Regions from separate parts of the Mus musculus genome. Here region 1 is linked to region 2. The links are chromatin loops, found by intact Hi-C in ENCODE. Cell type or tissue: gastrocnemius. All regions are shown on one strand. Each heading gives the region's core, and the rest is flanking DNA. Links, peaks and the distances in the headings are about the cores only.

The links. Hi-C counts contacts between places; a loop is a spot of excess contacts. Peaks named below come from ENCODE experiments on the same cell type or tissue, not always from the same donor. Only the 100,000 strongest peaks of a DNase experiment are listed, where the experiment ranks them.
Region 1: a loop joins it to region 2, with 7 times the contacts of the local background. A loop is called at or near these places in 25 of 42 quality-filtered maps.

What each region holds. Positions count from the first base shown.
Region 1 is chr5:35,674,672-35,690,698 of GRCm38, forward strand. Htra3 (HtrA serine peptidase 3) reads right to left here and starts at 5,109. Exons shown (of 9, transcript NM_030127.3): 1 at 4,273-5,109. The coding sequence starts at 4,675. In gastrocnemius, for the core only: a CTCF peak has its summit at 6,488 (motif pointing left); DNase peaks (open chromatin) are centred at 4,682, 4,805 and 6,497; H3K4me3 peaks cover 1,243 bases; H3K27ac peaks cover 1,720 bases.
Region 2 is chr5:35,585,559-35,601,585 of GRCm38, forward strand. It overlaps Acox3 (acyl-Coenzyme A oxidase 3, pristanoyl), which reads left to right. Exons shown (of 19, transcript NM_030721.3): 3 at 2,601-2,755; 4 at 3,061-3,294; 5 at 3,618-3,692; 6 at 4,136-4,225; 7 at 6,518-6,661; 8 at 8,752-8,840; 9 at 12,757-12,853; 10 at 14,134-14,316; 11 at 15,945-16,027. The coding sequence starts at 2,612. It overlaps 4931431C16Rik (RIKEN cDNA 4931431C16 gene), which reads right to left and starts at 3,205. Exons shown (of 4, transcript NR_045807.1): 1 at 3,020-3,205; 2 at 2,488-2,620; 3 at 2,113-2,180. In gastrocnemius, for the core only: no CTCF peak of the experiment used is centred there; a DNase peak (open chromatin) is centred at 10,365.

The DNA.
Region 1 (16,027 bases), core at 4,184-9,183, 86 kb after region 2:
CACTTAGGGACAGGCAAGCTTTTAAAAGAAGAAAAAACAGTGATCTGATCAGTCCCCCAGGCAGGCAAGCTGCAGCAGGGCTGGAGCTTTAGGGGCTGTGTGCTCCACTCTCTCTGCTTGCTTCCAGGGCCAGCCCATCCTGGGTACCAAGTACTGAGGGTACTCTAGAGCAGTGGTTCTCAACCATTGGGTCACGACCTTGTTGGGGTCACATATCAGACAGCTTGCCTATCAGATATTCACATTATGATCCTTAACAGTAGCAAAATTATGGCTATGAAGTAGCAACAAAAATAATTTTATAGTTGGGGTCACCACAACATGAGGAATTGTATTAAAGGGTTGCAGCATTAGAACGGTTGAGAAGTATTGCTCTAGAGAGGCCCTCAGTGAGGGAACAAGTGTGACTTTTGACCTTGGCCTTGAAGAATGGAGGATTGGCACATATGACAAAGGGACTGTGTGTGCAAAGACAAGTAGCATTCAGGTTCTAGAGCCTCAGCTGGAGGTGTATGTGGCCTGCAGGCCATGCTGGTCCCATGGATATACAGGCACAGCTTTCAGTGCCCATGTCTGGCCATGCTTGTGCAGCCCCCAGGAACAGGGTCTTGTGACTGCACTGTTTCTCATAACCCATTCACCAGTGTCCTCCAGGATGGCCACCATTTCATGGGGCTCAAGCACTGTGGTACATCAGATCGGCAATACCAGAGCTTGGGGCAAGCTCTCCCTTACTTTGAGAGTCCTAGGGTGGCACACCACAGCATCAGAACCTGTCTTTATAAGATACCCCAACATCATTCCCTATGATGAACTCCTAAAGGCTTCAGAGGTTGTGGGAGGAGTCTGAGACACCTGACCCTAGGAACTCTTGGGGTCACCTCCCTCAAAGCCCCAGGCTGTAGCTGTCCTGCCCAGTCTGCTGTGACATCTGCATAGGTTTGGATCTGCATAGGTCTGGGGCCTACAGTGAAGGCCAGGAAGGCTGCCTGCCTCATTGCCTTCAGAGCTCCTATAGTCCAGTGAACACACACAGACTCTTGATGGTGTAGGACATGGGTGGTTATCATTCTGTCTAGGTAGTATTATCCTCACAGAGCCCCATGGATGCCCTGGAGGTGGATGAAGAAAGAGATATGGCTGGGACAGAGCTTCTGAACTCACAGGTCATGGCGCTCCTCCTTGTATCAGGTTATAAACACACAATCCTATCAGGCATCAAATAAATGCAGGAAGCCACTGGAACCCTCCAAATCCCCCCACACAGCCATGCCACTGACCAGTTCTGCTGTCCCAGCAGGCAGAGGGACAGATACAAGACACTTCTTCTTGCCTGGTTAGTCTCTCATGCTCAACTCCGAGGAAGCTGCTAAGAGGAGGGAACACAAAAGCCAACCAAAGTCCTTAAATAAACAGGCTGGGAGAGGCTGTTAGGCCTTGCACATTAAAAGCTGCCTATTAAATCTGTGTGAGAATTTCCCAGGGCTCCCAGCACTGAGCCCCAGTAACATGTGCGTATCTATCACTACCAAGGGGCTGTGGGACATTGAATCTGGGGAGCCAGCAGGCAGCTAGCCAGCCACCTGTAAGCAGACCCTTGAGTGCAGGTCACACTAGCAAAGGGACCCTTCTCTTGAAAATGCTTTTCTAACATGCAGGTGGGACCAAACATCTTCCATCAAACCCAATGGAACCATTTAACAGGCTCCAAGAGAACTACAGGGACCCATGGGCCCAGACATTTATATAACTACTGTGTGCAACCAGGTGCTGTATCCACCCCTGCCATGAGGCCCAGAGTGAACAAGAAGCAGAGAGAACAGAAAGGTCAATAGACAGGGGTACAGATTTAGCAATGAAGCACAGTGGTTAGGAAAGCCAGCTCAGGGTGGTAGGACATCTGAGCCCAGGAAGAGGAACCCTGCTACGTGAAGGATGAAGGGGCAATTATGGCCAGTGGTAAGAGGATGTGCAAAGGCACTGATGTAGGAGGGAGGGAAAACAGTAAGGTGGCCAGAAGATGAGAAGGTCGCAGAAGATGGTAGTGGAAGTGTGTGTGTGTGTGTGTGTGTGTGTGTGTGTGTGTGTGTGTGTGTGTGTGCATGTGTATGTGTGTTGACATAAATAGGGCCTGAGAGTCCCGGTAAGTGTGTGTGTGTGTGGGGGGGGGGGGAGTTGTGGAGGGAGTCTTGTTGGTAGCATGCAGGACAAACTGGCCAGGGTTACCTGGCTACCAGGTGAAGTGATGCAGGAGGATTAGAAATGTGGAAGCCAGCTAAAGTCAGAGCTGGCCTGGTCTCCCTCTCCTATCTGATCTGTTCTGAGACCCCGCTACAGCAGCCTCCTGCTCAGACATGGCCCGCAAGTGGGACTCATCAGCTCTCTCTGTGCCCGGCACATGCATGAGTTCAGAGCATCTGGGCATGGTGGTTTGTGCTCAGGCTGATTAGTGAGTGCGGTGACAGTGGACATGAGGCAGTGACAGGTGTGTGGACAGAGGCTAAGACCTCTGTCCTGGGGCAATGCTGTCAGCTGAGCTGGGAGGAAGAATTGGAGACAGTTCAGCTGCTACCATCGCTGGGCAGTATTTAACAACAAAGAACTGGGCCAGTCTCATCTGCATGGGGCGAGTCTGGCACTCACACCAGCGTGTGAAACTTCTGAGCATCTGTGGATAGCAGCCTAAGTGAACGATGTCCCTGGAGTAGGCAGAACCCGGAACATTCAGGTCAAAGTGGGCAATGGACAGGTGTCAGGCTCAAGGCCATTGGCTCTGTCTAGCTATAACCATCCTGACAGGACTGAATGAAGACATTGTGAAGGACCCTTGTGCCGGAACCCTCTGGCTATCAGACTACTGAGACAGTGATGAGCCCTGAGAAACTGGGATTTTCCCAGGAAGCTCATGCTGGGAGGAGGTAGGAAGCTGTAGAGATGCATCAGGCCGGCAGGTAGCTATGGGTCAAGGATGGGTGGGAGCTGCCTGGTCAAGTATACCTCTGTCCCTCTATTTAAACATAAATCTCATGTCAGGACCCCTAGATGGACTTGGGAGGAGTGTCGCTGGACTCTTTCACCCCTTTCCCCCATGTGGCCACATTGCTTTAATTGACCCTTTGAGGATGGATGGCAGACCCTGGCGTGTGAACATCTCTGATAATATGTCCTTCCTCTTTGGCTGCAGTACCCGACAACTCCTTGGCAGCTTGTGTTTTGATGGTGGCCAGCGCGCTCTAGATCAGATCTTGGTCTCTGCTCTGCCCAAGCCTCTCCACTCTCCCCCATCCTTGCCAGGGAGCCCCATTTACTGTCCCAACTCAACACCTCTCTTGGGAGGTGGCTCATAGACCCAGCACAGGAAGTAATGCTGAGACTCAGCATCTGTTGTCCCCTGGCTACATATTCCTTGCAGGGGCTTCTCCCAGGCCTGACACCAGATCGCTCATAGTCAGGTACCCAGAACACAATGAAGCGATCAACTGAGGACAGTGGGTCTCTGAAGCCTAAGATCCTGCCAATAGCCACAGGAATCCTGCCATTCTTAGTGATGGATGCCTGCCTGATCCTCAGACTGACATTCTCCTCTCTCTCCATAGCTCTGTGCCCTCCACAGTCTAGAAGTCTCGAGGGTACCAGAAGGTCTGCTTTATGCCATGCACTGATACACTGTTTCCAGTTAGGGACAGTCAGGCCAGAAAAGATTTTTTTCTTACAAATGGCTCAATCTGTAAAGAACAATTCCATTCTTACTGGTTTCTGCCCAGAACCTGATGTTAATAGTATCTGTCACATGGGAGAGCAGAGAAGAGTACACCAAACACAACCATGAAGGGAGCAGAGTAATGCAGGTGCCTGGCCACCCTGAAAACCCTCTGCCTCTCAGACAGCCAGGCCCAAGACAGGCACACAGAACCAGCACCCAGCACAGCCTGACAGAAGAAAACAGAGCAGGAATTGAAGACAGAGACCAGGAAAAGATTGCTTGACGCTCGTTCCCTTGTAAGTCACTGGAGGACTCTAAGAAACAGGAGTGTGGCTGGGTCAGAGCCTCACAGCCCACCAGACGCTACCAGGCTGCCACACTAGAGTTTAAGTCTAACTTTTTGTGACTTTGGGGACAGCATTTATCTCTTGGGGACCTCAGTTTCCCCATCTAGAAAGCCAGAGGGTTGTGTGAACTATTCTTAAAAGGCTGCCTAGTGGAAGTGGACAGATTCCCCTGGACCTCAGTTTCCTCAGAGTAAGGCTTTTTTGATTCCTGGTGGAGCTTACCAGAGGGACAGGCACCCTTCTGCAGCTGGCGCACTGGAGTCCCGGAGACCTGCAACGCACGACGGCTGGCGGCCTGCAGCGCGCACACGTCGGCATAAGTATGCCCGTCTGTGCCACACACAGTGTGGGTCCAACGGCAGCGGCACACGCCGCGCACGCACTCCAGACTGTCCCCGCACGGAGAGTCCAGGGGGCGGCCGCAGGGCTCGCCCTCGCTGGCAGCGCACACCAGGCAGCAGTTGCAGAGGTCAGGCACATAGCCCCCAGGGCAGCGAGGGCTCGGACAGCGCGACACGTCGCAGCGCGCAGGACACGGAGCCGCTGGGGGCTCCCGGGCCAGAGCCAACACAGCCAGCGTGGCCAGAATGGCCAGCGTGGCGGGGAGCAGCGCGCGCGCCTGCATCGCGGAGAGGCGGCGGCGCAAGACCCGCGGGGATACCGAGGCCCGAACCGCTCAGGCGCACTCTGGCCCGGAGCGCAAACAGGGCATGGTGTGGGGACTGACCCGGGCCTCTCTCAGCCGAGCTTCAGCAGGCGCTTAAAGGCCAAGACAGTCTGCCCTCGCTGGAAGGGGCGGCCCTGCCCGCCGCCAGCCCCGCCCCTGCCCCACGGGACCCCGCCCCGGCTGGTGGGGACCCACCCGGAGCCTCCTGCTCCCCGCTTGCCTGGTGTGCACTTTGGGTGACAGGTCTGCCGGCCCAGAATGAGGGTCTGGGAAAGGGGAGCTGCTTCGGAATACTCCAGTCCTAGCCAGGGACCTGACCGCAACCCCAGAGACATGAACAAGTCCAAATTCTGTCCCTAGCTCTCCTTCACAGAGGAACCCCTACTCTACTTGAGCAGCCAAGCTCAGCAAGGCCCCAAACCTAGACCCCTCCTGCTCTGCATCACTCCACCGGGCAACATTGGAGCGGATACTTAGAAAGCAGCCAGGTGCTCCCTTCCTCCCATCTTCAGCTGGAGGGGGGCCATCTGCCTTGGATCTATTCTGGGCTCTCTCAGATCTAGAACTCTGGTTGCTGCCTGTTGTCCTTCTGTTTCTTCTACAAGGATTACTGAGCACCTCCTACCTCAGAGTCGTTGGAAGTGCCAGGACACCAGGCAGTACCAGGACACCAGGCAGTGCAGGAACAGAAAGCACCTGCTCAACTTTCCCCAACACTTTGGTGCCTCCTCATGCAATCACCAAGCTACTTCAGACCCAGGACAGGTAGCAGGGTACAGGAGGTCAAGTTGCTAGTGGCTGGAGCTTCAGGAGTCAGAGGACCCAACAGAGCCTCCCTGGGAGGTGGCCCTAGACTGAATGAATCCGTTGTTCCAGGGGCTGGAGAACCTGGTGTGCAACTCTGGAGGGAAAGAAAGCATAGTAGAGTAGCTTGGCAGGAAGCTGTTACCTTCTGCAGTTTCTCAACAGCACTGGAAACAGGTAGCACACTGGAGGGTGTGTGGTGTGGTGTGGTATGGTGACACCTCTGCTTCCATGAGTTGATAAAGCCACACATACCTTGGATGGATGTTGGTGGAGGGCAGAGGAGGAAGGCCTGGGGAGCAGTCTGGTTCCAGGTCTGGGAAAAGCCCAGTAGCCAGGAAGCAGAGTGGCCTCATCAGACTGAGTTGTTTGGGAAAAAAGGAAGTGGGGTTCCAGGTGTGAGCACTCACCTAGTAGAGGTGGTAGTGTATGTGTGTGTGGTGTATTGGGGGGGGGGTAGTGATGTTGTGGTGTTGTGTGTGAGGAGGGGGAAAGCATTACTTTCTCTTAACAGAAGTGCAGGCCAGGTCTCCCTCCGGACTTCTCCAATGCAGATGGGGAAATGATGCAAACAAGGTTTTGCTCTACCGTGTATGTCATGGCAAGCTGTTCCACATGTTTGAGTAGGTTCCCTGTGCCCTCCTACCCCTGGGGTGAGTGTGGGGGCCTCAGAGTGAGGCTGGAAAATGACAGTGAGTTACAGGTTTCACTCACATTCGCTTTGTCCGAGGTCTCGAGTCCAACTTTTTCCCTCTGGGTCACATCATCCTCCCTGGTCACCTGACCTGACCCTTACTATGGCTGCATAAATGCTTTCAGTCACCTGTACAGAAGGGAAGCCGAGGCTTGGAATTAAAGGATAGACACAGCTGTAGCCTCGCTTCTAAGAGGGAGTCCATTCCAGGCTCTGTCTTTGTTCTGGAAGCTTCCAGGGAGTCTTGTGCAAAGGCAGGGCAGTGGCTCCCCCTGCTGCCTTAGCCCTTTACAGTTTCTCACTCAGTCACAGGGACACCTTGGGCCTCTCTCTGGAGTCTGAGTGACCCCAGGCCTTTGATCTGCAAGGGCCTGGCATCTCCTATGTAGTCCACCAGGGTAGGGGCAGCTCTTCCTACTCTCAGGACAGAAAGAGGCATCAGACACTTGACAGCCTTTGTCATCCAACAGTGTGAGTGGGCTCTGGCCTGACTCTTCCCTGATGCCCACTCTCTAACTGTGGTGGGTGGCTGGCTTGACCCATCCAGCCCCATCAGCCTGTGTTTTTCCCCTTTCCATGTACTGCAGTTCTTCACCATGAACCAGCATAGAGCTGGTTGCAGCTAGGGTGTACCAGGGTCTGCCTCCCTCCTGGGCACCCCAGACTGTCCTTCTGACTTGGCCATAGTAGAACAACAGAGCCAGACTTTGGCTTCCAGACTTTTATGCCTGACCCTTGCTTCAGCCCAGAGTCATGTCAGATGAGGTCATAGTTAACATGGCTTTGGGACCTCGAAGATCATCCCTGGCCACACATGGCATGTGATAAGGTTCCTCAGCTCATGTTAGTGAGTGACTCACAGGGTGGGCCCTGCTTGGGTGATGATATAAGACATTGTCTACAGCCCCTCCTTTGGGAACTCCCTCATGGGGGTGCTGAGAAGGGCAGAAGCAGCCGCTAGCTGTTCCTAGGAGCTCTATGAAGGAGGGGTGTGATCATCTTTGACCAGTTATTGTTAATCCCAAAAATGAGAGGAGAAAGACCACCTACCCAAATGCAAACAATTGATTAGAACAGGCTTTTTAACTCATGGACATGGGATGTCTTCCCCTAAAGGTGGGGTTCAAGAGGTCAGCATTGGACATGAGGAAGATTAGGTTTTTATAGTCCAGGGCTAGGGATTTCCAAATGAGGGATTTTCCAGGCAAAGTAGGTGGGCTTACAAAGGCAGACCGTTACAAGGTGGTCTTAAGAAGATACCAAAGTAGTCCTAACAACCCTTTGAAACAAAGGTAAGGTTGTAAGATGGCCTTTACAACTTTTTGAAACCAAGACATGATTGACATTCCTGGAACAGGCAAAACAGAATCATTCGTAGTTAAGGTTGCAGGTGGACCATGCATAGCCCAATCCTTAAGAAACGATGGTTTAATCATAAACAAGAAGGAGCCTAGCTTGTCTTTACTATAAGATGGCTTTCAAGTCTAAGATGGAGTCAGGCTGGTTCATCGTGTTGAGTCTCTATATGAACTGCTGCCCACTGCAAAAAGAAGCTTCAGTGAGAGCTGCACTCACATTATGGTTAGGAACATAAATATTTAGAAGGCAATTTTACCATATGCCCACTCAACAAAACAATCTAGGGTCTACGAATGCTCCAGCCTTGGACTTTTAACCATGTTTACAGTATCAGGCATGGATTCCCTCTTGTGGAACAGGCTTCCGATCCAATCAGAAACAGCTAGTAACTTCTATTAGCAGCCATGCCACTGTTGTGAGCACACCTTGTCTGGATTGCGGCATGCAGGGATGGTTTCAGGGTAAGACTACCCATGTCTCTTCCCACCCACCCCAGCAACCCGAAGGCCACCTTGTAGCATTCTGAAAGCTAGTCATCAGGGAGGAAGCTTTCTAGTCAGTTCCAAGTTGATTTCTCTAGATCCTGCCCCTGAGATGTATGGTGTCTCCAGCAATACGGTCTTACCATTCAATGATGGTATAAACTCAAGAACACTGTCAATAGCCTGTGCTGCTTTGGGAGCCTCTGAGGCATTCCCTGGCCGACAACTCATAGGGAGGCATCCCACTCCTGGTACTAAAATTTTCACTTGATAATCTGTATTTTCTAAGAGCACCATTGCTCACCTATTCAGGGTACCTCCATTCAAACATTAAAAAATATATTTAAAATGAGCTTTCCAAAGTGGGTTTCCATAACGATTTCTCACATCTCCTTAGTTTCCATTAACCCTACCCACTCATCCCTCTCTCATTTTTCTCACCCCATCCCTCCCCATCCATCCCTCCCCACCCAGTCTCATCCCTGGTTAAGCATTTAACCTTTAGTACACAAATATCTATTTGCATATACAACTCCCCTTTTTAAAGTGTGTGACTAGTCATTTTGGGCATCTTCATATAAATACACAACTACCATCACAGTTAATTTTAGAATATTTTCATTATGACAGGACCCCAGACCTGCAAGCTGACACTGGCCACCTCCTTGGCCCCTGGTCTTATCTCTGTGAATTAGCTAGCTGCTCTGAGTTTTCCCCATGAATAGGATTATATTACCTGTGGTCATCTGTCTGCCTCCTCTCCCAGAGCCTCATGTGTTTGCTCATCAGCACTGTGGGATCAGGAATCAGAATGTCTCCATTCCTTTGCAAGGCTGAATAATATTCCATTGCATGTCTCAACCACACATGTCTGTACATTCTTCTGCCGACGGATGGATTTTTCCTCTCACTTTTCAGTTATCATGAGAAAATGCTGCCATGGACATTCCTGTGTGAAGTCTTACGTGGGCTAATGTTCTTGATTCTCTTGAGAGCGTACCTAGGAGTGGAATGACTAAGCCATGTAGTAATGTCATGCTTGACCATTTAAGGAACCACCAGGCTTTTCCACATCTGTACCACTTTCCACCCAAACCACGAGGCTCCATTTACCCCAAATCCTCAACAACTCTTGGTATTTTTCCATTAAAAAAGACAACAAAACAAAAAAATCTTTTGTTGCCATTCTAGTAGCTATGACATGGGGCCTCCTTGTGGTTTTGATTTACGTTTTCCAGGGAGAAGACAACACCACATGTCTTCTGAATGCCTTTGGACATTTGAGAGAGATGTCTGTTTTATTCACTGGTAAGTTTGGTGATACAGGTATTTAATCCCAGAGCTCAGGAGGGCTTTGAGTTATCTATTCATTCTCGTTGTTTGATCAGCCATGACCATGGCTCCTTTGGTTTCTTTAGGAGCTTCCTGGCTTTATCTCTTGCTTTTGGGTTCACTATTGGTTTTGAGCAAGGGCTTATGGTGTGAGGTAAGAGATCCAGCTTCATCTGGTTGTATGCAGGTATCTGGTTTCCCCAGCACATTTGGACCAACACTATTCTTTCCCACTGGCTGGTCTTGGCACCGTCTTTGCTCCCTGACACCTGCTCCTTGACCCTCTACAGCAGTTGTGATAGGTTCACTTCTAGGATGCTACAGGCCTGGGCCTCCACCACTTCAGCCATAGACATATGTTCATCCTTCCTTGGGTGGCTGAGACTTAGTGTGTAGGCTTCCAGCAGGCTCATGTAAGTCCTCTGCCTTCCTTTTCCTCCTCTCTCTTCCTCTCTGGAGAACTCTGAGCAGCTTCTCTCCCCTGCCACCCCAAATCCCAAGGAGAAGCTTACCAATTGCCAGTTGCCTCCACCCTGGCAGAGTGCCCTTCCTCTCAGCAGTGACTCTGTGGTGACTTCTCTGCTTCTTTAGCCCTCTAAACCTGCCCTCTCTGAGATGCTCCACTGGGGCCCCCACATTGCTTTCTTCCTGGCTTCTATGTCCTTTAGTTTAAAAACATTATTTACACTGTTAATCTCGTTAGCTTTCTCCCAGTTAAATTTGCTCTTGGCAAGTTCACACATTTATATAAGGCTTCCTGATGACTTCCAGTCCCGTCTCTGTTTTCCTTCGCTCACCCCTGTCAGCTTCCCTCCTCCTACAGGTCCCCTTTCCACTTTCATGTCTTCTTGTTTAGTGACACACTGAGTTTAACAAGGGCCATCTGTGTGAACATGGGGAAGTGTCTATTGGTGAGCTTATCAGTGAGTCCACAACTGAACACTAATCCCCATTCCCAGATCTGTTAGAGCCAACAACTGAACAGGGAGAATATTAATTAAAAAAAAATCTTTTTGAGTCTGAGGATGGCGACCAACTTGACAATCCTGTGCCTCAGTCTCTCCAGTGTTGAGGATGTTGGTGTGAGCCACCATATCTGGCTACTTTTGATCAACAAATCCCTGTAGCATATGACGACACTTCTTTCTGTGTGAACAGTGTGTTAACACAGTCATTGCCTCACCCCCTGCTGCTTCCTGATAAGATATTTGAAGCCACCATTGGCCATTTGAAATCTACAATGCTGTTAACTGCTGGTAAAGGTCTCAGGATCCCCTACTTCCTGTGTATCTGTGGGTGCTTAAACCAGCATGGCTTTGTCCCCTGCCTCTCAATCCCCAGGCTTTGTCACCACCTTCTGTTCTCTGACGTGATGACATCAGCCTCCTTAGAGCCCCTGAGTGACATCAGGCCATCCTTGTCCTCCTGTGCCCAGCTTTCCCTTCAGTTGTCCAGGTTCCTCTATGACAGGATTTCCTCCTTTGTGGCTGAAGAGTATTCTGTTGTGTGTCCCCACACATCTGCTTTACTTGCCTGTCGATGGACACTGCACTTATCCCCGTTCCTGTAAATGGTGGACAGTGCTTCAAGAATATAGGACTAAAGATACCTTCAGGGAAGAAACAGAAGCCCAGATTGCTTCTTGGACAGCACCACAGACCTCCTCTCTTCATTTTGAATGTGTCTACACACTCACATGCACACACACACACACACACACACACACACACACACACACACCCCTCCATCCTCAGATTCCTTGGTGTGCCTTAGGCTACCTCACCTGCTCTATGCAGCTATAGAAACTCCAGCCTTCACCCCACTGCCTCTTCTGGGATGTGGGATCTGGTCTATGTTCTGCCATGCTCATAGACATTCTATATGGCTGTTTCCTCTCCAGCCCACTTCACCTTCTCTGCCACATCCAAAGGCTGCATGCAAGGTGCATGGGGCCGCCTTGCACCTGCCCCAGCAATGCCACTGTGTTCCAGACTCTCCATTCTGGGTTAATTGTAGAGTTTTTCAAAAGTTGAACCAATAACCCAAAGAAAGATGTCCCTGTGCTGAGCACCCCGGATACCAAGGAGGCTGTGCCTTTGAAGGGAGATTGGGAATTGATGCCTTCATGAGGATGAGCCCTCGGACAGCATTAGTGGCCTTCCAAGTGGAAGGGAAGGGTCCTGAGCCAGTCGTTTGCTCTGTCTCGTCATGGCGTGCCCAGTGCACATCACAGCATAGCACAAGACCTCAGCAGACACCACTGGCACACCTTTGAAGCACTAGCCTCTGAAGCTGGGAACCAACCAGCCTCGTTAACGTGGCCACTGTCACATGTTCGGCCACAGTCTCTGAATATGGATTAAGTCATCTCCCTCCAGGCCTCCCTCACCCTTCCTCTCCCTTCCACATGCCAATCTCAGTGTGCCTCAGTGTCTTCCAGCACTTGTCCTAAGAGCATGCATGACCTCTCTCATACTCCCAGTGACACTGGTCACAGGCCAACTCAGGCCTGCTTCTGTGGAGCCAGGAGCTGAAATGAGGTGAGGGGTCAGACAGGCTTAATCTGGACCCCAGTCTGGACTGAACACTGCTTGCTGTCACCGAGGCCTCTGCCACAGAGGCACTGCTTGTGTCAGCAGGGGCTCCTCTCTGGGGGAGGGGAGAGTAGGGACTAGGCCTGACCACCCTCTTCCCTGCCCTGTATGCTTCATCCTGCAGGCCAGACACATGGAGCCTGAACAGAGAGAATTAAAGATCAAGGAAGGGGAGCCTCCAGCCTCCATTGAGTGGGGGACCAAGCTGGCTCCCAGGATTCAGACTCCTGCTTAAGAGCCAAGGGCTCCAGGCCCAGTCAGGGGTTTGTGTGGAAGTAGGGTGGACAACCCCATGCTCAGCGTGGAGCATGGTAGAATACCTACTTCTGGAAGAGGGTGACATGGGCATACCATCTACCACTGTCATCCCCTGGGATGACTTGGTGGCATCTGGAGCTTCAGACCCAGTGCCCTATTGACCTTATGTGCCCCAGCATGATGTGGTCAATGACAAACTCCATAGGCTGTGACATGGTGGGGCAATTGCTCCCGCCAGCAGACTGTGCTGGCAGCGGCAGCAGGGCTATGAGGCCCCCGTCAGCCTCAGCCTGTAATTTTCATGTTCAGTGGGCAGGAAACTCCAGCCACACAGCTGCTGTGGCTGCCCTGCCAGAGAGGGCCCCTTGCCTGCAGGGCTCAGGCTGGGGTCACCACAAGCCCTCACGGTGGCTATGTGCAGACACAGCACAGGCAGCGAGTGACTTCACCTCAAAGGCATCTCCTTCCCACAAGCCCTGCCTGAGGTCCCCATGACTGGCTCATGCTGTGGACAAGCTCTGAAGTCTTCTGGGAACCTTAGCTCAGATCCTTCCCTCCCTCTGTGTCTGCTATGGCTCCCCAGTGACTAGTTCTCTACTTCTTAGCTCCATGAGGGTCCTCCAGTGATCTCTCTTGTCCTTTGCTCCTGTGTGATACCCTTCACTGTCTTTACTTGGGGCTCTTCTCCACCTTCATGATTTGGTCTTGGCAGTGACTCCCTAACTCCCAGTGACAGACATAGTCCCTGGACCTACATGGCCCTGGGCTCCCCTGAAGAAATCAGGTCAACCTGCAATGTTCTAGCTATCACAGCCCCACTGTCATCTAACCTTTGTCTGTACTTGTCTATATTTGCAACCCTCCTTCCAATGGCATGTCCCCACTCCTGGTGATTCTCAGAACTCAGGACATGTTGCCCTGTGGCTTGTCTGGGCCACACAGAACAGTCAAGGCTGAGCCCCATGTATGTATGGCAGCAGGATGGTGTTGTAGCTTGTCAAAAGACCCCCACTCACACAAAGACCACAGAGATCGCCATCGTTGCAAAACACATGTCGATTTTACTTATCCAACATGTTGGGGAACCCCCTCTCAGCACGCGGGCCAGAGGAGAGACCCAGAACAAAGAAAGAACACACTTTTTCTTAGGCACCAGAGTAGTTTGGCTTATTTTAATTGGTGTAGCCAATAACCTTTTTAGACATTTGTTGGTTTGTATAGGGTGACTCTCATTTTGTCTATCCTTGAGGTTTTTAGTGTGAGGCAAGGCAGGGGAATTGTTAATCTTGTTTCGGAAGCTTAGTAATTTTGACCGTTAAAACTATGTTTTTATATTTGTTTAGTCAACCAGCTTTTTATCTGACTCTGTACTTGTCCTGCTAGTATAGTTTTGAAAGTCCTTTTGAAGGGGGAAGGTACTGGTTAGTCTTGAATTTATTTTGGATATTACAGTGGCTGTTCCTGAGAAGGGTGAAGGTAGGGGAGCTGAGGTGTGAGTGCGGATGGCACTAGCTCCTCATGGTGTGGCATCTGGGAGGTGCTGTGGGGAACACTGACCTTACTCCCTGCTGCTCTGAGTGCTATGGAGGGGGGTGTAGGGAGTGGGAGTGGGGTGATGGCAGAGAGCTAAGGAGCAGGGCTTCTTACGTGACACAAATGTGACCCCATCAAATTGGAAGGAACCCAATACTGCCTACAGGGGCTCAGCCTTCAAGATGGTAGGCAAGCAGGGGCTCTTCTGGCTGCAACATGGGGAGAAGGAAGGGCAGCAGGGACCCCAGGCATCAGTGTACCTCTGGGGACTTGCTTGCACAATAGCTGAACTGAAGTTGACTGTGGTGGGCAGAGCTCTGGGCTATGATCCAGGTCAGATCTTCAGCCCACCACTGGTGATCACCTCACCAAACCCTAGGAGGGACACTTTGGCCTGCAGGGCCACTGTGGCTCTTGGGGTCTCCATATAGTAGGCCCTTTTATCCCAGTCAGAGGGAGGATCACAGCAGCTGTGAGGAGACACTGTGACCATGACAACTTTTATAAAAGAAAAACACTTATTGGGGCTGGTGTACAGTTTCAGAGGTTTAGTTTACTATCATCATAGCAGAAAGCATGGCAGTGTGCCAACAGACATGGTGCTGGAAAAGGAACTGAGAGTTCTGCATCTTGATCCAATGACAGCCGAAGGAAATTGTCACAGTAGGGCTAGCTTGAGCATATATGAGACCTCAAAGTCTACCTCCACAGTGACACACTTCCTCCAACAAGGCCACACCCACTCCAACAAGGCCACATCTCCTAGTAGTGCCACTCTCTATGGGCCAAGCATTCAAACGCATGAGTCTATGGGGGCCATTCCTACTCGAGCCACCACAGATAGGGACAGGTTTTCTGGTCTGCATTCAGAACTGTCAACTTTGTGAAGTGTTCTACAGCTGAGCTCACACACCCCATCAATATCACAACCATGTCACACACACAAACACACACACACCCAACTGTGAGCATCACAGCAAGTGGTACCACCATCTAAGCCAGTGTCACCTCAGCTGTGTAGTGGGAGATTAAGCCAGCTTCCCAAGAGTTAAAGACAGGTTAGGCCTTCCCATCTCTGTCCCTGTCATCTTAGGCACACTGGCTCCCTCAGCTGTCCCCATGTGCTTGGGAAATGCCTTTGTGATGATGTCAACCTTCCTCAAGGACAGAGCTGCTCTCTTAGGCAGGGTCAGCTCCTTGCAAAAGGGGGAAGGGAGTTATGCACCCAGCAGGGGACTAGAGAAGGGGACAATTTATCCTGTGAGTATGTGTGTGAGTATGTGAGTGTTGACTGACAGACCTACAATGTCTTACTCTTTTAAAAAGCTTGATGCCCCGAGAATCTTCTCATGTTAGCACATGCTTTTTAGGGAGTTGCTTCTTTCTGGTTGCAAAATATGTAGTGCAAAATGCACGCTTATTTCACAGAAACTGGAAGATTCAGAGCTAGAGACACAAGGAACAATTACTACATCTAATGCCGCCCAAAAGCAAGGACCAGTTTTGTTTTTCTTCTAATTTTGATTTTTGTCAAAAATCCTCCCAGGAGCATCTTGGGAGATGGATCGGTGGGTAGAGTGCTTGCCATATGAGTGTGAACATTAGAGCGTGGAACCTTAGCACCCACATGAAAAGTCAGGTAGGCATGATGGGTACCTGGAATCCCTGTGCTCCTGATGTGGAGACAAGCTGGATCAAGCTGGCTGGGGAGACTTGACCAGTCAGTGAGCTTTGGACCTAAGCTCCCTCCTCCCCTCTTTCACACACACACACACACACACACACACACACACACACACACCCCTATACACATGCAAGCATGCATGCACATCCATCCCAATCGCAAACAAAATCCTTCCAGAGAATGCAAAATGGCAGGGAATGGGTCACAGACTTCTTAAAGGCTAACTATCACCTTGTGACCTGGGTGCTGAATCCCCGCCATTCACTGCAGCAACTTGTCCCCATGACGGCTGGGACATGATGGCCCACAGCACATTCCATTCATAACCACTGAAAACTTGCCAACTGTGCCAAACTAAGACTGAAGCAGCCACGGTCTGTCCCCAGCAAGCCACAGATTATGGCTGTCGACAGAAAGAGGAGCGTCACTGGCCCCAACAAGCCTCGGATGGATGCAGAGCTTCAGTGAGGGAAGCCTGTGTGTCATTGTCCTGCATTGCCTGAAATGGTGGCAACAGTCCCAAGGCTACCAGGGATGGCTGGAGGCACTTGGCTGCCAGACATGTCTCTC
Region 2 (16,027 bases), core at 7,414-12,413:
CACACTGAGGTGCTCACAGCCCCCACTGCTCATAGCTGACAATGGATTTATTACTTGTTGGCCTTATTTACCAGCCATTAGGTACTGGCTGGTTTTGCCAGAAGGCTGATTAAGTCAGGTAACTCATTTTTACCTTGAAGGTATTCCAAGTACTGGTGATTAAATTAACCTCGCTTCTCACAGGTGCCAAAACCTTGGCTCTCTGTCTGAGTAGTGGTTTTCAACCTTCCTAATGCTGCGCCCCTTTAATACAGTTCCTCATGTTGTGGTGACCCCCAACCACAATATTTTTTTCATAACTGTAAGTTTGCTACTGTTATGAATCATAATGTAAATATCCGTGCTTTCTGGTTATCTTAGGAGACCTCTATAAAAGGGTTGTATGATTCCCAGAGGGCTTGAGACCCACAGGTTGAGAACCATTGGTCTAGAGGATGGTCTTGAATATCTTTCTTAAACTGGGGAAGGATCGTGTGATGGTTTGTATGTGCTTGGCCCAGGGAGTGCACTATTGGAGGTATGGCCTTGTTGGAGTAGGTGTGTCACTGTGGGTGCAGGCCTAAGACCCTCGTCCTAGCTGCCTGGAAGACAGTCTTCTACTAGCAGCCTTCAGATGAAGATGTAGAAAACTCTCAGCTCTGCCTGCATCATGCCTGCCTAGATGCTGCCATGCTCCCACCTTGATGATAATAGACTGAACCTCTGAACCTAAGCCAGCCCCAGTTGAATGTTATTCTTTATAAGACTTGCCTTGGTCATGGTGTCTGCTTACAGCAGTAAAAACTCTAACTAAGACAGATTATTAGGAGCCATCCTTACTCACAGTGTAGTAGAATTGTCTGCATGAGAAGCAATGTGTTAGAAGCAAGAATTTGTAGCAAGCAGCAGTGCCTGACTCTGTTTCCCTAAGGGAAACAGACAGCTGTGACACTGGTCCCTGTTGCTGGTCTTGCTTCTTAGAGCCACTCCCAAGTCACGTGGCATCTCAAACCCAGTGTGAGGCATTTGTGTCTCTGCCCTCAGTGGTGGGTGCTAGCTTCATTGTTTGCTTAAATGTTTAATTTTGCATGTGTGGTGGCATGTATGTCCATGTGCTGCGTGTGTGCAGGAGCCCAAGGAGGTCCGAAGTTTTAAACCCCCTGGAACTGGAGACAATTGTAAGCCAATATGTGGGTGCTGAAAACCAAATCTGTATCCTCCGCTAGAGGATAAGCACTTTTAAACACCGGGCTGTGTCTCCAGCTTTGACTTCATTCTTCTAACCCTTACATTCCCCCTTTGCCTGGTGTCATTTTCCACTACAGCATATGTGGGTAACTGGTAGTTTGTCTGTATGGCCCTTTTCTGCTTACCAGCTCTGTGGGCTAACTCTCACTTGTGTGTTCCTTTAGTCCCTCTGGTTTGTGATAGGTGCCGATGTCCCCTCTGCTTCTTTCCTGGGAGCAGGTGGTGGGTGTTTTTCAGTCCCATCAGTCTTTATAAGGACATAATTTTTGTTCCTGGAGTTTCTGTCTGTTGTCCTTCTGTTGCTTTGCGTCCTTGTTCCCTTTCTCAGTTTTGACCGTTTCTTCTCTGGCCTTGGACTTAATGGCTCATGTTTCTGGGGGACAACCTGTTTGCCTTAGAGTTGGGGAGAGTCTTGTAGGACTTGGTCGGCAGAGGTGGGTGCTCAGCCCCGCCATGTACCTGCTGTCCCTGCCACATGGGAAGACATGGCTCAGCAGTTAAGAGCACTTCCGGAGGACTCAGATTCAGTTCTCCCTACCCACTCATGTGGCAGCTCACAACTCTCTCTAAGTCCAGTTTCAGAGGATCTGGTACCCTCATAGATAATACATGCAGGCAAAACACCAATGCACACTAAAAAAGAAAAAAACAAACAAGAACCAATCACCAGCACTGTGACTACAGCTGTCTTGCCCTAGACTAATTCAACAGTTACCTCAATGGATTCCAAAGGTCTTAGAGCCTCCTTGCCTGGATTTGGCTTTCAGACTATTGTTGGTTAGAGCAAAAGCCCGTTGCCTCTATTGCATGATGAATCAGATTTCTGGAAGCGGACTCAGTTTATTCAGAGAATTCCAGGACAGTGCTTTAGTGAGAAGGACTTACCTGCTCTGTGAGTGTTGAGTACAGATCAGCACAGGAACCTGTAAGTCACAGCTTCTGCGTCCAGTGGCCTGTGTCCAGGTAGAGATGGGGACATTGAGTGCTGAGAGTGGCCAGGTCCCAGAGGGACAGTTCCCTTCTCTGGGCACAGTGACCCATTAGAACTTGAACTTCCTGCTCACACAAGCTCACACTATCCTCAGGCAGGCACTTGTAACAAAAGAGCGAGCCCCGGGCTGGCCTGCCTGTACCTACCAGGTTTATTACATCCTGTTTCCCTGGCCCTCTCTCCCACTCCATCCACAGATGGCTCAGCTCCGCCCTGTGTTGTCATTGCGGAAAGGGGGCCTGCCTCACCTCCCCTTTGGACACTGGTACCTCCAGGCTGATGCGCCACTGTCTGCGCTGCTGCTGTTGGCTTTGTAGCCCCCGGGTTTGTTCTTGTTCTGATGTTGTGCGGCTGTTCACGGAGGGTTTGGTTTTCTGTGCAGGTGACAGTACCATGGGATCCCTACCGGAAGAAAAAGACAGTGCTTTGTGGTCAGACACCCCCAAGGGCCCTCTTAGTGCCTACCGAGCAAGAGCCTCCTTCAACTCTGGGGAGCTGCTGCTCTTTTGGGACGGCCAGGATGTAATCCACTTCAAGGTAAGGGCTGCGTGCAGCCTGGTTGTGTCTCTGCTCCCTGACGTATATAGCCCAGTGGCCTTCCTGGCCCTGATGGTTCTGTAGGACAGTGTGGGTCTGTCTCCCCTTACCCCAGGATGGTCCCAGGATGCCAGGGGAATGAATGGACAGGACTCTGAAATCCCCATGTCTTTCCTTTCAGCTGGGATGAATGTCTTCATCTGGGGACTCCTGGGTCAGACTAGGGATTAGGCAGTCAGTGGTCCTGAGAGAAGCCAAACGCACCTTTGACTTTCAAGTCAGCACCCTGTGCTCTGTGTTTACAGAAAACCATCTTCTCAACTTTGGAGAATGACCCTCTCTTTGCCCGCTCGTACGGGGCCGACCTGCCCCTAGAGAAGCTACGAGAACTGAACTTCCTTCGCTGCAAGAGGGTCTTTGAGTATGGCTTCTTCAAAGTAGAGGAACTGCTAAAGAACCCCCTGAAGATTCTAGTGCTGATTAACTGCCTGGGCATGTACGACTGGTCCCTGGCCAACAAATGCGTCCTCCACATGTTGGTGAGTGTGTGGCAGAGGGCAGGGGACCCATGTCCACACAGGCCCACCACACACATCAGACACAAACCACAGCCCCGTGGCTCTTAAAATGTACAGCTTTTAAGATTCAGTGACAAGATCAGATTCTCAGCTTTTGGTGTAAATTTGCACCTGTGCATTCTCGGATTAAATATGTTTATTCAGAATGTACAGTCCAATAGGAAGAGGCGTGTGGGGTATGTGTGGGGTGTGTATAGAGTGTGTGTCGGAGGGTAGGTGTGGGGTATGCCTGCCCAGAGGCAGGAGCAGCAGCACCCACCTCTGACCCGTGTGTTACCTTTCAGGTTTTTGGAACCACAGTTTTCGTTTCTGGTTCTGAGAAGCATTTCAAGTACCTTGAGAAGATCTATAGCCTGGAGGTAAGTTGGCCATGTGAGCTGTGAGCCCAGTGCCTTCACCATACTTAGCCGTGGACAGGGCAGGCCACAGGAGAGACCTGAGGGTGGGGGCAGGCCCTGCTCATAGGAGGGCTCTCGGGCTGGTGTTTTTCCTTGCCCACCCTGCCTGCCTGTGGTCTTAGCTTTCCTGTCTGACTGAATACCCCTGTGGCCTCCTCTGACTATAAAGATTTTTGCAGCCTGTGCTCAACATAGCATAGGTTATGGCATCTATGCCAGTAGGTGGGAGTGGTATCCATGCGATGGGATGTCTCAGTCGTGCCATAGTCTGGCTGTGTAGGGAGGGAGAGGTGTGGCTGGGCTCCTGGCTTTAGTCCTCTAGGGCATAGAGGCAAGGTCCCTGTAGGATCACACACACAAGAACACACTTCTTACCTGGCATCTCTGTGTGCTTTGACATTTAGATTTTTGGCTGTTTTGCTCTCACCGAACTGAGTCATGGGAGTAATACCAAGGCCATGCGAACGACAGCTCACTATGATCCTGATACTCAGGTAAGTTCTGGATTCCCCTGGGCCCTGGGTGGATGGAACACAGGAAATGTAAACGAACAATAGTTAATCAAGAATGCTGTCCCCTTACACATTCTCATTAAAGAGGCCAACTGAAAGCATGCCTTGTACTGAGGCATAAAGTTTTTACCTTCCACACTGAGCAAATGGGTATGGGAACTCATAGAGAGTCAGATACTCTGTGGGTCTTGCTGCTCTTGTGGATCATTGGCTGATTCAGTCCGTGAGAGCAGAGGGAACAGAGATGGGGTTTCAGAAGCCTGTGAGTGTATTCAGTGAAAGACCACACTGGCACCAGCGATCAGGAGACAGAGCAACTTGTATTAGGATGATTCAAGGCTTATAAAGTTTTGGGGAACTGAGGCTAGGTGCCAGTGACCAGCCTCAGTTTGAGGAGTGGTCCCTGAGAGAAGCGATGTTTGAGAGCAGTGGAAAAAAAAATGTGAAGTCAATCCTGAGGTGCAAGCTGACAGCCTGTGATTTGCTCAAGACAACTTTCCAGAAAGCCCTCTACTTGAGGCAGCTGTCTCTTGCTAGAAAAAAAAAATCTAAAATCTCTCTGAATAACTCATCTCTTGCAGACAAAAAGGCCAGTCTTTTATTTACATATCAATTCAGTTGTTTACCCCAGGTTCCCCTTTGATTATTCTATGAATCAGCATTCCCTGACCCCAGACCCCTGATTCTTAGAAAAAGACAGCAATATATTAATTTTCCTTTTTCCCCCTTAACGTTGCAAATGAATTCAGAGATCTGCCTGCCTTTATAAGCACAGACAATAAGCTAGCTGGGTGGAATCTTGCTCTGAGATACCCATTCCTACCATGCCTGGGTCTAACCTTGCTCTCTCCCAGGCTGACCTTGAACTCAGGAATATGCCTGCCTTTGTAAGCACAAGCAATAAATTTAGCTGGGTGGGATCTTGCTCTTTAATCATTTCCTAAATGTCTTTTTAAAAATTATTTATTTATTTTTATGTATATGAGTACACAGTAGCTGTCTTCAGACACATCAGAAGAGGGCATCGGATCCCATTATGGATGTGAGACACCAAGTGGTTGCTGGGAATTGAACTCAGGACCTCTGGAAGAGCAGTCAGTGTTCTTAACCACTGAGCCATCTCACCAGCCCCCTAAATCTCTTTATCTCCTTTCTTAATATCTTTCTGACAAGTTGGCTCAGAGTGCAGCTGCCTTTGTTCTTTTAGGTTCATGAAGCTCCTTATACAATTCATATTGCATCCTTATATTTTGGATACTTGAGAAATTATATATTCTTGAACTTAGGTTTTTCAGAGTTCTTTCCCACAGCCTTAAGGGCAGTCCTGATGGTCACAGCATTCTACCATTTTGCTAAGACATTAGAAACACCCTTGCCTCCTGGACTTGTGCTGTCTCTGATTATCATGGTTAGTGTTGAATGGAGTGTGGAAGCCTCCTTCCCCCACTTGCCTGAGGACTATGTCCCTCTGCCACTTTCTGTCACATGCTGAGGGGGGAGGCTCACCTCTCCTGTTAACTGGTGTGTGATAGAGAGCTCTATGTTCAGAAAATTAAGCTCAGCGTTCAGCGCTTGCACACTGTCCATTTGTCCACGTGGCTGGCTGTGGACCCTGGCCTGGGCTGATGTAGTGGAGCTGGAGAGGACCATACAATGCAATCCTGCTAGGGCAGGACCACCATGCAGGCTGTCATACCTGTCAGCACATAGCCCCCCCCCCCCCCCGCCCCGAAACTTTCTTGCCTGCTTCTTGACAAAGACTTTTATCTTGGACTTTCTGATTCCTTGACCCTGTCTGCTCCCATTGTACTTTGGTGCCTGTGGCTTTTGTGGGACTTGTGGGAAGCCTGCACTGGCCTTTGGCCGCTGGCCGAGGACAGTGCCCCATGGCCTTACCTTAGGTTGGGGGGTGGGGGTGGGGGCAATTAATTGCTGACTCAGCAGAACTTGACCTTGCAGGCAGCATGCATTAGCAGTCAGAAGGGGATATGGCAAAAGGTCAAGCAGACTCTACTGGCAGTGTAGCCAGTATCAGACTCTATTGGTGACAGCCAGCTGTTCACTGTGTGGGACTGAACCTCACTTTCCATTTCCTCTGTAAGGTGATCCTGAAACAAACATAAAGTCAGCTTGGCCCACACAGGAAATACAGTGCTCAGTCCATTTTCACTGTTGGCTCCGAGGCTTGGAGCGCAGGGGTTGGCCTGCTGTGGAGGGAAAGCCATTCTCTGGTCCCCGCTGCTGATGGCAAGGATACTAATCTCCCCTTCACAGGAATTCATCTTACATTCCCCGGATTTCGAGGCTGCCAAATTTTGGGTGGGCAACCTGGGCAAGACGGCAACTCATGCGGTGGTGTTTGCCCAACTGTACATGCCAGACGGCCAGTGCCACGGGCTGCATTCCTTCCTGGTGCAGGTAAGACCTGGGCGGGGCTGGCGCGGATGGACAGTTAGCCTGTAGCCACATGCCCTGTCTGCCTTCGGGAGATGCTTGTACTGAGTCTCAGCTTCCTGCAGGCTTCCTGCAGCACGCTTTAGTTCCAGCCCGCAGGGACACAGTCCTGCTAGAGTCTCTGTGAGCGATGCACAGAGCTCCCAACAGGCCTGTCTTTACACAGGCACACATCTTTACACAGGACACCTCAGGGACACCGCACCATCCCCCTCCAGCTGATGCCTGTGCTGCCCTGCAGGGATATGCTTGAATATACATGCAGTCCCTGTGAGGGCCAGAAGAGGGCGTGAGATGCCCTAGAACCGGAAGCACTGCCAGTTGCCTGATGTCAGTGCTGGGAACCAAACCTGTGTTCTCCGCAGGAACTACTACTCCATCCCTCCGGCCACCACTGCTTGTGGGTTTTTGTCGGATCTTCTGAAAAACGCCGCCAACTGCTTTTACCCTGCTGGTTGTCCCTCCTATTTTAGCTCTCTGTTGCTGTGACAGAATCCCTAACACAACAGCCTCAAAGACAGAAAGGTCTGTTCTAGTTTAGCTTCTGACGGCTCAGTCCATAGTGTCCTGACTAGTGCTACTAGGGGCCTGAGGCAGCCCAGGTACCCTGGTGTGGCAGTCCAGATGTGGCAGCCCAGGTGTGGCTGAGTAAGCTGTGACTGGGGACAAAGTAAGAAGTAACAGAATGGACCAGTGTCTCAGTAGCCCCTTAAAGGACACGCTCTCAATGGCCTGATTTCCTCACACCCGTGCCCCACCTCCCCACGGCACTATTGGCTGAAGCCCAGACCTTTGACCTTGAGGACCAGGATCTAAACCTTGACACTTCCTGGTCGTCATCAGTCTCTCTCCAACTGTCTGGGTTTTATGGCATTTATTTTAAAAGGTTTAAGAGAAGTTTGTGTTTAAATTTTTACCTAGCTTTACTGCAGGATTTTTTAAAAAATTAAAAGATGCTTTATGGCTGAGTTTTAACCTCAATATTACATACATGTTTTTACTAAAAATTATATATTATATATATTTTTTCAATAAAAATCAGATACACAAAACAAAAGCTAGTAGCTCTTACAAAGAGCTAAGTTCCAAATGCTTAGATTCAACCCCCCACCCCCCGTCCCTGTTTTCTTCCCTTGCTTCTGGAGTTTGGACCCAAGGTCGCCCACATGCTAAGCACATACTGTACCCTGGGCTCTTCTCTCAGCCTCCAGATCTCCTCGCCTCAGTGCGTCTGGCCTCCAGACCTGTGTTGTCTGGGTGGGTCAGTGGCAGCTGTGGTCCTCGCTGTTGTCTATCACTTAGAATAACAGTATCTCTAGACACTGTCCTCAGCCCACTGATGGGGAGGGAGGCAGTGGGGCCTCTGCCTTCAGGTTGGCGATCCTGCTTTAATGTGGCATGAAACCTGCTTTTTCACAGTGCCCCTAGGTCAGGAGTCTACAACCAGTCGTGCCTGTGTTCCTGTAGGGAATGCTTAGTGGACACCCATTAGGGGAGATGAGATCGGCATAGCTTGCCCTGACTGTCTTTCCCACAGCACATATGTGCTCAGCTAATAGTGTCATAATACTGGGAGCCCACTGCAGGTCCTCTCTCTTAAGGTGTGAACAGTGTCACACCATAGCCAGAACTAAAACAGGGAAGCCACACGCTGCTAAACCTGCAGTCATGAATCAGGGTGCTCTCTGATAGCCCAGGAAACTCCATCTTACCTGCCCCAGCTCCTGGCTTCCCTCACTGGTAGCCATGCCATGCCAGCTTCTGCCCACCCCCGCCACCCCTCCTTTCTATTAAACTTCTCTTTTGTTAGGACTCTTACCATGGATTTATGGCACATCTAGGAATCAAGATGATCTTGTGTTGAGCTCTCTGCCCCATGACAGCTGCAGAGGTCTGTTTTCCACAGAAGGCCCCATCTCTAGACCTGGGCACATCACTTCAGGGGACCCAGTATGACTCAGAGCTATTCAGAGTCACCCCTGTCAGCTTGTCTGGACATGCTTTCTTGTGTGCTGACAGACTTACCTAGCCATTATTCCTGTGGCTCTGTGCAGATCCGTGACACGAAGACCCTGCTTCCCATGACGGGGGTGATGGTCGGTGACATTGGGAAGAAGCTGGGGCAGAATGGCCTGGATAATGGGTGAGTGTCATCGGCCTCACGAGACCAATGCTACCTCTTTGGGGCTCTGGGATTGTTCCTAAGCCACAGGCTGGAGTGGGCTGCTGGTGTCACACCCTCTCTGGAGTGCAGGCTCCTCAGGGCCTGGCATGGATGTGGCAGGTACCAGTGGGGTGCTTGTTTGAGCAGCAGCCATTGTGTGCTTAAGCCGCTGTTCCCAGAGGTTCGCCTTGCCCTCACACTCCACGGGTCTCTCAGGGTGTGACTCTCCCAGCTCTCAGGTCAGACTAGAGGTGCCCTCTGCTTCCTGGGGAGACCACAGGCTTGGAGGTGCCCGACAGTGTAGGGCTTTCCTTCCTCTGTGAGGACTCTTAGTGATCAGCCTTAGTGGTCTGCCATGGAACCAGCCATGATATCTGCTTAGAGTCCCCAAGTCAGTAATTGGCAAAGTTGCTGGACATGTGATAGTGAGCGAGGTGTTTTTGACTCATCCTAGAGCCGCTTGGGAACAGTGTTGACCTGCAGCACTGCGCACTGTGTACTCAGATGGGAGTGAAGACCTTGGGCTGGACCTTAACTGGGCTGAGGGCCCATGGTCAGCGGGCCACCTGCATGGCCTGAGGTTTATAGTGTACCAGGTGAAGGCCACCCAGCAGGGGAGGTCTCACTCTCATCTCTATTATTTCTTAGTCCAGCTTTCATGCTTACCCCTCAAGGGACCTGCTGAACAGCCTAGGTGGCCTTCCTGCCTTCCTCTGGGTCAGTGTGTGCAGGCTCCACCCAGCTCTAAGCTACCTGGCCTGGTGCACTTAGGCTCCTCTCTTCCAACGAGATAACTCACGACTATGGAAGTGGCCAAAATAGGGTGTTCCCAAGCATTGTGTGCTATGCTGAGTTAAGTATGTTTGCCCATCTCAGTTCTGTGTGTATTTGGGCTCTTAGAGTCACCTCAAGCAACTGCTGTTCCTCCAGAGAGAGAATCCTGACCCGGGCCAGGAGCTTCCCAGGCTCTGATGGACTCTTCTGTCTAGCATCACCAGAAGGCTGGGCAGGGCCAGGGGAAGTCTCAAGCCTCCTTAGTCTTCAGTCAGTAATAGCGTGGAGGGGGCTAGAAGCACCAATACCTAGCAGTCCGACCTTAAGGAGAAGGATCAGGGCTCAGAAATCACAGAGCTGCCATCTTCTCTGTTGAAGGGCTCTGTGTGCAGCCTGGCAGGTACCCTCAGCTTGTGCTGGTTGCTCATTAAAGCCATTAGAGTAAGTTTGGGACATCACAGAGAGCTTGTATTTGGCCCCATCACAGCAGCACCTGTCTTTAAAGAATGGATTGTCTCCTGGGATACATCGCCCAGGCACCAAGTCCCACTTACAGGAGCCCCAACTTGTAGGTGTAGCAAAGGCCTAGCTGAGAGTCACCATGGGCACACTGTGGGGCAGCCTGAATCGCTGTTCCAGAAAGCAGAGGCCAGGCTGATCTTGAGTTCTCAGACCTAAGGCTTTAAGCAGACTAAACGACTAAGCTTCTTGCCTGCACTGACCACAGGCAGCCAGCAGAGGGCGCCAGAGCTCCAGAGCTGAGTGGCTGCTCTGCCTCAGCTCCAGGAGCAGCATTGTAAGTTAGTGAACTTTTAGACTGGGGACAGGTTCTGAGTTAATTTTTGTTGTTTTGAAACCTGTCAGGACTGTTTAGGAATCCAGAGCAGAGTCAGCTGCATGGATCACTTTCAACCAAACGTTCTAATGATAAGGATCTTTCCCCGGGGACACTGAGCCCAACCTCAATGTGCCCACAGTACTTTTCATGATGAGGCCGGGCTTTGGGCCTGGGGAGTCCTCCTTGACAAGGCTGAGAGGGAGCCCCAGAATGAGCATCGGCACCAGGTGGGAATCGGCTGGTGGCTGCTGGAGGGGCCTCCAGGGAAGGAAGTTGCAGCAGGAGACTGGGGTGGGAGTTATTGCAACACACACTCTCCCTCTACATCCTTCCAACACGTCTGTCACATTCAATCCATATGCCTCAAGTTGTATACATAACCCGTGTCATCCACACTGCTTCCATACCACGTGCCTCGTCATACAGCTATCCCATGTCACTGTCCTGTAATTCATTTATAGACACACACATACCCTGAAGCCTCCGAAGGCTCCCCCGTTTATATACCCCCATATACATATACCTACTTGAACCTCTGAATGCCCCATGTCACACACACATCCCAAGCCACACGTGTGTGCAGATGCCTTGTGCTACACACTCCCTGTGTCTGTCACACTTTGCTGTACACACATCCCCTGATCCCCGGAGACCAAAATCATAGTGTGCCAAATAGCTCACCAGCTGGACCCAACTGACTGTTCTGTGGATATAAAAGTGACCCAAAGATGATCTGAGAGACTTACGCTAGAGCAGAGACTTGAGAAGCACAAGTGTGCTCAGACTCATTCTACCTCGGTGGCAAAGAAGGGTGAAGATTTTCCACTCCTTAAAAAGAGTGCTTTCCATTGACAACATTGTACTTGAAAAGCATTCCTTGGCTTTCAAGTAAACAGTTAGAGCACCTCGGTTTTGGCACCCAGGCTGGGTTTCCTTAAAAATGGGGCATTGTGTGCAGCCTGCAGGCTGGGTGTGGGCCACGTGGCCCCCAGACACAGTGTGCCGTTAGCTGGGTGTGCTGTGTTAAGATTCTGCCACCCCAAGGCTCTTGTGAGCCCTGTTATGTCGGTACTGGGAAGGGCTGCGGTGTCTTCTCCAGGAAATGGTCTTTGGGGGATGACTCTGTCACCTTGGAGGACCATTCTTCACCATCACCTCTGTTCCTGGTCACTAAGGGCTTGGTAGGGACCAGGTGCTGTGGACTTGTAAGAAAAATACGACAGCTCTAACAATCCGTGGGCAGGAGAGTGATTCACTGGGAAACAGGGACAATTGAGTGCTTACTCTGAATAGGGCTACCCTGGAGAGGGGTCTGCCTCTGCATCTTTGCAGGATGGACAGAAAATCCCATCACACCCACCTGGTGGTCCCGAGTAGGATGTGTCCCTTTTGAAATACTTCCGCTTTCCCCTGCTGTTTAATGAGCAACTCAAGTGGAGCCAGGCTGCTGTCAGCCGGAGCCTGCAGGAGGTCAGACTCAGGTGAGGAGCGAGGAGCCGCAGGATGTGGCAGCACAAGGTGGCTGCTGTCAACTGACTAGGCTGTCTGAGTTTGCATAGTGTTTTAGCCACTAGCCACACTGCCTATCGGAACCATTGAGACTTTTCAATGGTTTACTTTGCAGTTGACCTCGTTCAAGCTTCTTCCTTAATCCATTACAAAACCTCTTGGATTGTCAGTGCCCAGGGTCCATGCAACACCCGTTAGACCCTTTCCTAGCTGCTCGGGGAGAGACTGGACTACAGGCTCTTTGATTCCACTTAGCATTTTATTTGTTTGTTTGTTGTTTTTGTTTTTTTCAAGACAGGGTTTTACTGTGTAGCCCTGGCTGTTCTGGATGGAACTCACACTAGACCAGGCTGGCCTCAAACTTGTAAAGATCTACTGCCTCTGCCTCCCGAGTGTTGGGACTAAAGGTGTACTCTACCACAGCCAGCTTGACTTAGCGTTTGAAACCGCCGTCAGCTGACTGTAGCGCTCTGCACTGGGGCTCAGAGGTGCCTAGCTTTAGAACCAGCTCCTGTCCTCCTGTCAGCAGTGTGTGACCCTTGCTGTGCACAGGCAGGCGGTGGGCATGTGGAGCTTCTCTTTGCCAGCGACATGAGGGCACATCTGTCCCAGGAGATAAAGGGGGGGCAGTGATGGCCGTCAATGGCCCCATCACACTCACACCCTTGTTTTGGGGGGTGACGTTACCTTAAGCTGCTCTTGGGGAGAGGGAGAAAGCCCAGAGAGGCTCCTGGAGGGCTTGCATGATAGAAGCCCACCTTCTCTCCTGCACAGATTCGCCATGTTCAACAAAGTTCGAATTCCTCGCCAGAACCTGCTGGACAGGACTGGGAATATCACCTCTGAGGGCACTTACAACAGCCCCTTTAAGGTACCAGTGGGCTGTGGGCATTCGCAGGCAGAACTTCCCACGTGTCTGTTCCTGTGGTGTTGAAAACCACCCCAGGAGCAGCTGGCCCTGTGGCTACCACACAGCTCTCTTGGTTGGGTTTGGTGTCCTCAGCAGAGAAGGGACTTAGCCACAGTGCTGGTGGGCAAGCGTGGCCTGGGTCTGGCAGCATTTTCTGGCTATGCCTGGATATCCATGACTGCTTGGGCCAGGGGCTGCTCTCCCACAGCATACAGAGGAAAACTGTCTTCGATAGTATTGCTGTGATAGGACACCACGATCGAGGCGACTTACAAAAGGGAGTGTTTAAGTTGGAACGCGTGGTTTCAAAAGGTTAGAGTCTGAGGTGGCAGAGGGAAGGCGTGGCAGCAGGAGCAGCTTGGGGCTCACATCTTGACTCATAAGACAGAGAGGCACACTGGGCACAGTGAGAGTTTTTTGAAATCCCAAAGCCTGCCCCGCTTTGACACTTCTAGCAAGGCCATCCTTCCCAAACAGTTCCACTGACAGTATTCAAACACAGGAGCCAATGGGGGCCACTTTTTTTTTTTTTTTTTGGTTTTCAAGACAGGGTTTCTCTGTGTAGCCCTGGCTGTCCTGGAACTCACTTTGTAGACCAGGCTGGCCTCGAACTCAGAAATCCGCCTGCCTCTGCCTCTTGAGTGCTGGGATTAAAAGCGTGCGCCACTGCGCCCGGCTGGGGGCCACTTTCATTCATAGTCCCACAGAAGGGTCACGTGGGCTAACCAGTTGTGATTATAACTGAGAGTGTTAAGATTGTAGGTGGAGATGAACGATGGGGTAGCCCACAGTTCTGGAGTGGTGAGCACACAGACAGACAGCAGGGACCAGGAAGCAAGGACACCAGGCTGTCCCAGAGCCCCACAGAGCGGCCTGAGCCCAGCTTCTGTCAAACCTAGTGAAAGGCAGAATAGATGTGGAGTTGACACCGAAGGCTGGAACACAGCTCCCGGGAGCTCGGCAGCTGGGGTCCAAGGAGCCGATGCCCCAGATGAGTGCCTAGGGGACACAGAGTCCCATGCTGGAACACACTTGCCTCTGGTGCCCAACTAGGAAAAGGCAGGGCACAGCACCCTCAGGTGGCCCAAGAAGAAGAGCTTACCTTCTCAAAGCTCCTCCCTCCTTGGGCAGCTGGAAGCCCTCTCTTCCCAGTTCATCTGGGTGTATGCCTTCTTCTTTGGGACATTCTCTGAGTCTGCACAACATCTGACTGATGGGTGACACCCGTCTTTCTTCCCCAGGATGTCCGGCAGCGTTTGGGCGCATCATTGGGCAGCCTGTCCTCAGGACGCATCTCCATCATCAGCATGTCTGTGGTCAACCTGAAGCTGGCCGTGTCCATAGCCATCCGGTTCTCGGCCACACGGTGTCAGTTTGGACCCACGGATAAGGAAGAGATTCCTGTCCTTGAATATCCACTGCAGGTACTGGCCGTCTGCATCATCTTCTGCTTTGTGCTCCTTCTTGGCCCCCGGGAGTTGGTGAGAGATCTCAGGGACTGCCCTAAGAACAGGACAGTGGGCAAGAGAGCACCTTCCAGGCTCCAGGACCTTGGGGTGGCTTTAATTAAAGAGGTGTACTATACTCAAAAGGAGGTACATGGGAGGAGGAGAGCCAGGACGCTGGTGGCAGGAATGAGCCTGCTGAATGTGCAGATGAGGTCACCCTGCTTTGGCAGGGGAGACTGTTCTGGATCAGGCTACAGTCTTTGACTCGTCTGTCCCATCCCTAAGAAATGACCCCGAGGAAACCATTTCTGGAAGCAGCAAGTGAGCGCAGCCCTTTAAACACTATGGCATTTAAAGCAGCAGAAGGGACACCCAGCCTTGCACGCATCCTCAAAGGCAGCAAAGGGACATAGCATAGAGGCCATGGGTGGAAAGGGGCGTGCCAGCCACCTCCTGTGCTCCTCAGCCGGAGGAGCTCACTGCATGTCCTGCTCCGGTGCCCTTTGCAGCGAGAGGCAGTCACGGCCCCCCTTTATGGACACAAGGGAAGGTCACGTTGGTGACCTGGTTGCTATATCTGGCCTAGGCCTTGTGCCGAGTGCTGCATAAGTACTGCTTTCTGAGTGACAGTCAGAGGGAATGAGGCAGAATCACCCTTTCCTTCACTTCTGCCTCACGCTGGCAGTGAGCTCTTCCTGCTTAGGAAGTGAAACGTAGTCTCTCACCGTGCCTGGGTGGCTCATGCGCCCTGTTGTCATCCTTGTTCCTCATGGTGACAACATATGGACTACTCTGAGTGCCCAGGGTAATCCAATGGTTAAGCAGCTCCAACCCAAGTCCTCGCTGGTGCTGCCACTGCCTAAGGGGCTGCGTGCCGTGTGCTGATGAGTTGGCACGTGGCAACAACTGACAGCCATGGTGGGGGCTCACTGGGTCCCTTTCAGGCTCCACCTGTTTTCCTCCAACCCATTCATCTCTCCATCCATTTGTCACCCAGAAGTGGGTGTATGCCATGCGTCTCGGGTGCTAGTGTGTGAGTCCCCCCACCCCAGGGTGATTGGTCACCTTTCACAGGTTCTAGAAATACGGTGCCAGGGCTGAAGAGATGGCTTGGTGGTTTAAAGCACTCTCCTCTTCTCCCCTCCCTTCTCCTCTCCTCCCTTCTCCTCTCCTCTCCTCTCCTTTCCTCTCCTCTCCTCTCCTCTCCTCTCCTCTCCTCTCCTCTCCTCTCCTCTCCTCTCCTCTCCTCTCCTCTCCTCTCCTCTCCTCTCCTCTCCTCTCCTCTCCTCTTCCAGAGGACCTAGGTTTGATTCTCAGCACCCACATGGTACCTTACAACCATCTGTAACTTCAGCTCCTGGAGAATCTGACACTTTCTTGTGACCTCCCTGAACCCCAGGCACACAGGAAATGCATATATGTAATACATGCAGGCAAAACATTCATACACATTAAATAAATTATTATTTAAAAATAGCGCCTGTCTGGGACTACATTGGCACCAGGTATTCTTCATTCCTAAGGAAGCTGACTCCAGGTTCCCGTAGTCAGGCCCAGAGAGCCAGCCACTCTGGGTATCTGTTGTGTGTCTTGTTTCCCCCTAGCAATGGCGCATACTTCCGTACCTGGCGGCTGCCTATGCCTTGGACCACTTCTCTAAGACAATCTTCATGGACTTGATAGAGGT